Regions from separate parts of the Homo sapiens genome. Here region 1 is linked to region 2. A link is an interaction called in ENCODE POLR2A ChIA-PET data of the cell type or tissue named here. Cell type or tissue: OCI-LY7. All regions are shown on one strand. Links, peaks and the distances in the headings refer to the core of each region. The heading gives the core; the rest is flanking DNA. Region 1 overlaps XPO1 (exportin 1). Region 2 has its middle 11 kb from the start of XPO1.

Region 1 (4,397 bases), core at 236-4,235, 56 kb before region 2:
TCCCAGCACTTTGGGAGGCCGAGGCGGGCGGATCATGAGGTCAGGAGTTGGAGATGAGCCTGACCAACATGGAGAAACCCCGTCTCTACTAAAAATAAAAAAATTAGCTGGGCGTGGTGGCAAGCACCTGTTAATCATAGCCACTGAGGAAGAGAATCGTTTGACCCCAGGAGGCAAGGCTGCAGTGAGCCGAGATTGCGCCACTGCACTCCAGCATGGACGACAGAGTGAAACTCCATCTCAAAAAACAAACACACACACACACACACACACACACACACACACACACCCCAAAACAAAACAAAACAAAAAACACCTGATTTTGTTTGTTCGGAATAATTTTACATAGGACAACAGCCTAACAATCTTCTGGTCAAGAATCTGTCTCACTATGAAAATTTAACCAGGCTGGGCGTGGTGGCTCACACATATAAAATCATTTTGGGAGGCTGAGGCAAGCGTATCGCTTGAAGCTAGGAGTTCAAGACCAGCCTGGGCCACTTGGCAAAACCCCATCTCTACCAAGGGGGGGAAAAAGGTTAGCTGAGTGTGATGGCAGTGCATGCCTGTAGTCCCAGCTACCCACGAGGCCAAGGTGGGAGGATCACCTGAGCCTGGGAGTTCAAGGCTGCAGTGAGCCGTAATTGTGCCACTGCACTCAAGCCTGGGCAACAGAGTAAGACCCTGTCTCAAGGAAAAAAGAAAGAAAATTTAATCAGAAACACTTCTATTGGATCCAATAGTTGCCCTCCTATTTCCATTGATACATACAGATTGATACAAGTGTTACTTTCTAAAAATAACATATGCTCAGTGCTTAACATACCTGTTGAGGCTGAAGATCACAAATAATAGTGTTAATGTTGTTCAAAATTTCATCAATAAATGGCATCACTTCTCCAACCTGAACCTGAACGAAATGCCTGCGGCATTTTTGGGCTATTTTAATGAAAGTATCACAAGCCATATCCTGGACTCCATCATGGGTCTCTAACAAGACAAAAATATTCATTTATTTTGTCCTGGACTCCATCATGGGTCTCTAACAAGACAAAAACATTCATTTATTTTCTTCAATAAAAATAAAAGCAAAATATAGTAAAGAAAGAGATTTACCATGCATGAATTCGAACAGCTTGTTAACTACAGTCTTCAGAAATTTCCAGTGAGCTCTCAAAAAACGTGGGTATTGACCTACTATGTACATGATATTTGATGCAATAATAGCTTTATTATCTTTGCCTCTTTTCTGTTCACATAATCCTAATAGATCCTGTAAATAAGACAAATTTGTATTATTTATTGTAACAACATAATACTTATTTAGCAATTCTAATTCATACCTATCCCTTGCATACCTTTATAACAGTAACAAGAAATCGTTTTTCGTCCTCTTCATGCATTGCTCCACTAATGGAGCCTATTGCCCAACACAATGTATTCAAATTTTTCCATGACCACTCTGTACCATTCACTTGATTGTGAAGCTTCTCTGTCATTATTCTTTCTGTATCTACATAATCCAGATGAGTAAGATAAACTACAAAGAAAAACATGGTTTCAAATGCAAATAATGAGCAGAATTTTATTGATGAGTAACAATACATTTAGAAAATATTTAGAAACTACAAGTACATTTCCTAAAATGTATTTCCACCCCAGAATAGATTTATAAAGGTAAAGATTAACAGTATTTATTAACTTACCCAATGTTTCCCTCATATTCTTATACAAATTTATGGAATCTGTATCCTTCATGAATTCTCTCACAACTTCTCCTTGATCATTCTCTACAACCAATACTTCCTCTGGTTTAGCCATTCGACTAACCATTAATAAACGGACCTATACTCAACAATATATCAATCAAGAAAAAAATCGTTAGATCACTGAAATCATTAGTGTAGAAGCTTAGTTAAAAACAAACAAAACCAAAAAAACCACAAGCCAGCCATGTGTAGGGATTCATGCCTATAATTCCAACTATTCCGGAGGGCCGAGGCAAAAAGAACTGTTGTGGCCAGGAATTTGAGAGCAGCTTGAGCAACACAAAATGACACCCAATCTCTAAAACAATAAAAATACTGGGGCTTAAAGCACAACAGAAAAAACTATGTAAATATAAATGAAGTAAAACTAAAAAATTTAAAATTTGCTAGGCATGGTGGTGTGTGCCTGCAACCAATTACTTGGGAGGCTGACACAAGAGAATTGCTTTAGTCTAGGAGTTCAAGATTGTAGTGAGCTATGACCACGCCACTGCACTCCAACCTGAGCCACAGAGCAAGACCCTGTCTCCAAAAGAAAAAATTTTTTTTCACTGTAATTCTACAAAAATGGCTTTATAATTATTTAAGTGTGTTTTAATGTGATTTTTTTAACCAACTTCTGTTACAGGAGTTTCCTGTGTCTCATTCCTAGACTCTGGTTTAGTAGATTGGCAGGTGGCCAATGAATTTGCCTAACGAAATCACAACCAATGTTGATACTGAGAGAAGGACCACACTCTTGAGAATCAAGGTTCTAGACTCAACTCCTTTCATGTTCTAGTTTTCCACACTCATGGAGAAGTTGTTGGGTTCTCTTTTTATAGCTAATTTATTTACACAGATTAGAAGTATTTGGATTCAGACCTCAAAACCACAGTATGCAACAGGAAGAACACTCAACCAACCGCTCTGTTACCTTGAATAACATGGGCAAATATAGCTGTCTCCTGGGAGGAACATCAAAATGTTGACTTCCAGAAAGCAACGGAGAGGCAGATGTAGAGAATGGACTCTCTCTATAGAGTTCAGCAGCCAAATGATTCCAGTATTCAAGACAAATTTTAAAGATTTCAGTTTCTTCTACTTCAGATACCAACAACATATAATGAAGGGCCTACACAGAAGACCAAAACTGTTAAAATAATTCTTAAACATTACCAACTTCAAATTGCTTTTCACTTGTTACACCTTAAGGGAAAATAAAAATTCATGTTTTATTCATCACAACTCAGATTTCAATACTTATCAAATAGACAGCAAACTCTGGAGTAACTCTGCTTCTTCTGACATGCCCTAAAGCACTTCAAAAATCTCTCACATAGTAGTTGATCAATATGTATTTTTATCATGTCTCCTAATGGAACGACATTTATTTAAAAGGCCTTGGGTGCCAATAAGTGGTATCACAACCCAAATGTACCATCACAGAGGAGAGAACAAACAAAATACTGAATATTCATACAATGAGAATATTCTTCAGACATGATAAAAAGTGAGGTATTGATACAGGTTACAACATGGAAGAACATTGAAAACACAACACCAAATAAAAGAAACCAGACACAAAAGGTCACATGCATGATTCCCTTTATATGGTATAATCAGAATAGATATATCTACAGAGACAGAAACCAAAATAATGGTTGCCAGAAGTTGGGGAGAGAACAAAGGAGAAAGTGACTGTTTTAGGGGTAAAGGGTCACCTTCGGGTGATGAAAATGTTTTGGATCTAGGTATTAATGGTTGTATAACATTGTATATATACTAATATGCCACTGAATTGTGTGTGTGTGTGTATATATATATATACTTATGTTTATATATATATATACTTAAGTTTATATATATATATAAAGAGAGAGAGAGAGACATTTTCTTCCTTCAGACAGAGTCTTGCTCTGTCACTCAGGCTGGAGTGCAGTACTGTGATCTTGGCTCACTGCAACCTCAGCCTACTGGGCTAAAGCAATTCCTGTGCTTCAGCCTCCTGAGGAGCTGGGATTACAGTCATGTGACACCACGCACAGCTAATTTTTTTGTATTTTTAATAGAGACAGAGATTCACGATGTAGGCCAGGCTGGTCTCGAACTCCTGCCTCAAGTGATCCACCCACCTCCGCCTCCCAAAGTGCTGGGATTACACGATGAATTGTATATCTTTAAATGAACAAATGCATGTTATTTGAATTAAAACTGAAATTTTAAAATAAGGTCTTTGAAATTTTAACCTTAGAAATGATATAATAATTAGTAATTTAATTTTGATTATAAATTTTTAGTCCTAGCTTTATGGAGAACATAAAATCAGAAAACTGGGCTTATAACTGTAATTCAGAATTGAGAATATATATAATGTACTGATCAAATATTAAGTAATAAGAAATCTCAAAAGGTACATACATTTTAGAAAAAGGCACTTTTAAGAGTTATTAGTAGGCAGAGCAGAATTTTAGGAGCAAAAGCTCCACATATCTTACCTCCATAAGAGTTTCCCTGAGATTTAATCTTTTTTCTATAAGTTGATCATGTTCCTTAAGAAAGGTGCAGAGAAACAAACTGAGATTTTGAATGAAGTTCTGTTCATCATCTTTTCCATTTGAGTACGCAAGTCGAATATTGGTATTTAAA
Region 2 (4,397 bases), core at 173-4,172:
TTGGGAATATTAAAAAGAAAAAAGGAGGGCTCTTGGAATTGAAGAAATCAAGGAAAATTCTCTTCTCACTCAACACTTTCCCCCAAAAAACATTGTGAAGGTTGTCAAAGGGGCTTTTTTAAAACTAGGCTCTGAATCTTGGATACTTACTCTTTTCTAGATGGATACAATAATCTGCTGGATATCAAGTAGTAGTTGTTGTTGCTTATAAGAAAACAACTGAATTTACCATTTATCAGTATCTACTACTTTCCAGATGCTATATATATATAAAGAGAGAGAGAGAGAGAGAGTCATAAATAACTAAGAAATAGGGCCAAAGTCATTTTAAATTTCTAAATGTTTGAATGTCTAATAAAATTAAAAGTGAGATTTAAAAAATCTTGTGTACAGCCAGGCACAGTGGCTCACACCTGTAATCCCAGCACTTTGGGAGGCCAAGGCAGGTGGATCACGAGGTCAGGAGATCGAGACCATCCTGGCTAACACGGTGAAACCCCGTCTCTACTAAAAGTACAAAAAATTAGCCGGGCGTGGTGGCAGGCGCCTGTAATCCCAGCTACTCGGGAGGCTGAGGCAGGAGAATGGTGTGAACCCGGGAAGCGAAGCTTGCAGTGAGCCGAGATCGCGCCACTGCACTCCAGCCTGGGTGACTGAGTGAGACTCCGTCTCAAAAAACAACAACAACAACAAAAAAGTCTTGTGTACAGTGAAATCTTGCTTATGCCATAACACCATGAATCCAGAGAATGTATGATTTTATAAATTTAAACTAAAATATTTTCCTGATTTATCCAGATAAGTATTTCATGACACTTTTTTTTTTTTTTTTTTTTTTTTGAGGCAGAGACTCACTCTGTTGCCCAGGCTGGAGTATAATGGCGCGGTCTCGACTCACTGCGACCTCTGCCTCCCAGGTTCAAGCCATTCTTCTGCCCTTAGCCTCCCAGGTAGCTGAGATTACAGGTGTGCGCCACCACGCCTGGCTAGTTTTTATTATTTATTTATTTGTTTTTGAGATGGCGTCTCGCTCTGTTGCCCAGGCTGGAGTGCAGTGGTGTGACATCGGCTCACTGCAAGCTCCACCTCCCGGGTTCAGGCCATTTTCCTGCCTCAGCCTCCCGAGTAGCTGGGACTACAGGTGCCCGCCACCACTCCCGGCTAGTTTTTTAGTATTTTTAGTAGAGACAGGGTTTCACTGTGTTAGCTAGGATGGTCTCGATCTCCTGACCTCGTGATCTGCCTGCCTCAGCCTCCCAAAGTGTTGGGATTACAGGCGTGAGCCACCGCGCCCGGCCACGCCCGGCTAGTTTTTGTATTTTTAGTGGAGACAGGGTTTCACCATGTTGGCCAGGCTGGTCTTGAACTCCTGACCTCAGGTGGTCCACCTGCCTTGGCCTCCCAAAGTGCTGGGATTACAGGCATGAGCCACTGGCGCCCGGCCTTTTTGTTTTTTGTTTTTGTTTGTTTGTTTGTTTTGAGACAGTGTCTTGCATTGTCGCTCAGGCTGGAGTGCAGTGGTGCGAACATGGCTCACTGCAGCCTCAACCTCTCTGGGCTCAGGTAATCCTCCCACCTCAGTCTCCCAAGTAGCTGGGACTGCAGGTATGCATCACCATGCCTGGCTAATTTTTGTATTTCTTGTAGAGATGGGGTTTCACTATATTGCCCAGGCTAGTCTCAAACTTCTTCTTGTTAGAAACCGTGTTGTCCAGACTGGTCTAGAACTCCTGAGCTCAACCAATCTGTCCGCCTCAGCCTCCCAAAGTGGTGGGATTACAGGTAAGAGCCACCATCCCCGGGCTCATGACACTTTTCTTTGCCTACCAAGATCCAGTTCATTGGACCCTTAAAAAAAGTATTTTAATATATTTTAATTATTTTTAAACCTACTCTGAGATTGATGAAGGCTGAAGTATTTGAAAATATTTCATAAGTCTTTCCTGCATATACCAAATTATACCAAAGAACACATTGAAAGTAATTTGCCTAATAATTTAACTATAAGTTTTCCGTAGAACCTAAATATAATTGCTAATGCACTGCACAGTCTTTTCTTTCCAGATTGTGTTTACACCATGACAAGCAGCGCTTCTTTCTCTTTACAAGGTAACAGTAGAATTCCCCAACAAGAGTTTGACAGTGGGCCGGGCTCGGTGGCTCACGCCTGTAATCCCAGCACTTTGGGAGGCCGAGGCAGGCGGATCACGAGGTGTGGAGATCGAGACCATCCTGGCTAACATGGTGAAACCCCAAACCCCGCCTCTGCTAAAAAAAAATTGGCCAGGCGTGTTGGCGGGCGCCTGTAGTCCCAGCTACTCGGGAGGCTAAGGCAGGAGAATCGCTTGAACCCGGGAGGTGGAGGTTGTAGTGAACCGAGATCGCGCCACCGTACTCCAGCCTGGGTGACAGATAATCCGTCTCAAAAAAAAAAAAAAAAAAAAAGAGTTTGACAGTGAATTTGGGAAAAGGAGAGCACAAAATGAGCACATAAGATGGGTAAGGGCGCATGAAGCTGAGGCTGAGGCAGAATGGCAGCACTGAAACAACTGGGCCACCTCTGCGGCTGGAGGGGCTGTGTAGTTGCAGGCTGGGTGGCTCAGGCTTAGTGGAAGCCATATGCTATCCAGAAGGCTGAGTCAAAACAAGCAGACATGCCAGGCTGAGGAAATAGAAAACACTGCAGGGTTGGCCTTCAGAGGCAATTAAGTGGGAGACAATTAAGATCACAGACTTAATTACCCAGGTGGTATTTGCATTCCTCCAGGCAGAAGCATCATTGTTGTGATAGACCAGTAGGCTCAACTCAAGGAAGCTATGGAGAAGAACTAAGAAGATTTTATGAATGACACCAGTATAAACAGTTTCAGCCTCTTCCTCCCTTACCGGGATACAAACCTCCCTATCACATGCAAACTTTTCAGATTTCCAATTGAAAATAGAGTGGGCCAGGAGGCCAAGAAACCCATGCTATACACAGATGAGTCCAAAGGTTTAGAGAGCTCCCATCCACTGACTCTTTCTAGCATTTTCAAAATCCAGGATGGTCCACAATGGCCTGTCTTCTAAGTTCATGCTTCCGCTCCATGGCTAGAAAAGACTGGAGGCAAGTCAATGGAGTTCTTCACCCAGTCATGTACAGTCTTTTCTAGTAGGGTCAGCTCTGATGCTAGAGAAAGATACAAAGAGACAAAAGGTAGTCCTTGAAATAAGTAAGCCTGGGAAAGACCAGCAAGGGGTCGTTGAACGTTTAAACAGCTCTTCATCACCTTTCCATCAAAAGAGTTTACTTGTTCCTAATACCCCATTGAAAATGTAGAATGTGGCCTGTTGGGGCTTCCAGCTTCCTATTATCCTGTTACAGAGCTCAGCACAGCTATCTGGATGCTCTGGCTGAATCCTCGTCATGAGAGATGTGAGTGCCCTTCCATGAACTGGAACCAAGAAGGGAAGAACAAGCCTTCCCTTTCCTTTCTGCCATGGTCTTTTCACACTCCAAAGCAGTTCTCTCCAGAGAGGACCCAGAGGACTGTAGGCAGCCCTAAGGCCATCAGGGGCAACTCCTAGAAGAATTATCTTCTGGTCTCTTCCTTTAGGGAAGCAAAACTGAGGATGAAGCCAGTGTTTTTTCTCCCTTATAGTTTTTCTAATAGATGAATGGTGTGGGTAAGAAGAGTGCTTTCAGGCATTTAAGCTTTAGTGGGACTGAAAGATTTGCAAGTGAAAGATACATTGCCAGGTGAGGGTGGGGGTTAGGGGGAAGGGTAGCTAAGGGAGGAAAAGAGGACCACTAAAGGACCCTAAAGGGTCAAAAAGAGAGCCAGTAAGGAAGACAGAGTAAATGGAGCTTCCAGGACAAACTCTGCCTGTCCTGGAATCTAGAGAAAGAAGTAGAATCACATGCAGATCTAAAAAGGCAACCAGCCGGACGTCATAATGAGGTTCTCGGTAGGAGAGCATGAGAGAATTTGCTTTTATTGGCCCCAGCAAACATGAAACCCCCAAGGTCTTATGCATAACGTAACTTCATTGGTTGTTGAAGGCTCAAGCAAACAACTTATACTGTGGAAATAACTGGCATACAGAAAAACACACAAGATTTACTCAGGGGACAAGAACACCTTTATTTATGAATTCCACATCTATATTTCAAATTCTGCTCCTACAGGGGACATATGACTCTGCAATAACTCCACATGTGGAGAGACAGGTTTGAGCTGTACCAAAAAAAGTGAATTTCACAGGACCAAACAATATTTGTATAAATGCTGCCACATTTTTAAAAAATTGGAGTAGTAAAATGGGACAGAGAAAAATGTTTGGAATCAGAAGATGTGGATTCTCCTCCCAGTTCTGCCCTTATTAGAGCTCTTTGCCATTATGATCAAACTACTAGA

What was found. Peaks named below come from ENCODE experiments on the same cell type or tissue, not always from the same donor. Only the 100,000 strongest peaks of a DNase experiment are listed, where the experiment ranks them.
Region 1: POLR2A ChIA-PET joins it to region 2 with 5 read pairs; 15 of 35 experiments call an interaction of 5 or more read pairs at or near these places.

Annotation. Positions count from the first base shown.
Region 1 is chr2:61,491,209-61,495,605 of GRCh38, forward strand. It overlaps XPO1 (exportin 1), which reads right to left. Exons shown (of 25, transcript NM_003400.4): 11 at 4,247-4,397; 12 at 2,686-2,883; 13 at 1,707-1,845; 14 at 1,359-1,540; 15 at 1,117-1,273; 16 at 827-990. Among named protein-coding and RNA genes, the nearest start is that of USP34-DT, 22 kb to the left of the region's middle. In OCI-LY7, for the core only: no CTCF peak of the experiment used is centred there; DNase peaks (open chromatin) are centred at 2,453 and 2,703; H3K4me3 peaks cover 762 bases; H3K27ac peaks cover 2,072 bases.
Region 2 is chr2:61,547,087-61,551,483 of GRCh38, forward strand. No RefSeq gene overlaps it. Among named protein-coding and RNA genes, the nearest start is that of XPO1, 11 kb to the left of the region's middle. In OCI-LY7, for the core only: no CTCF peak of the experiment used is centred there; no DNase peak of the experiment used is centred there.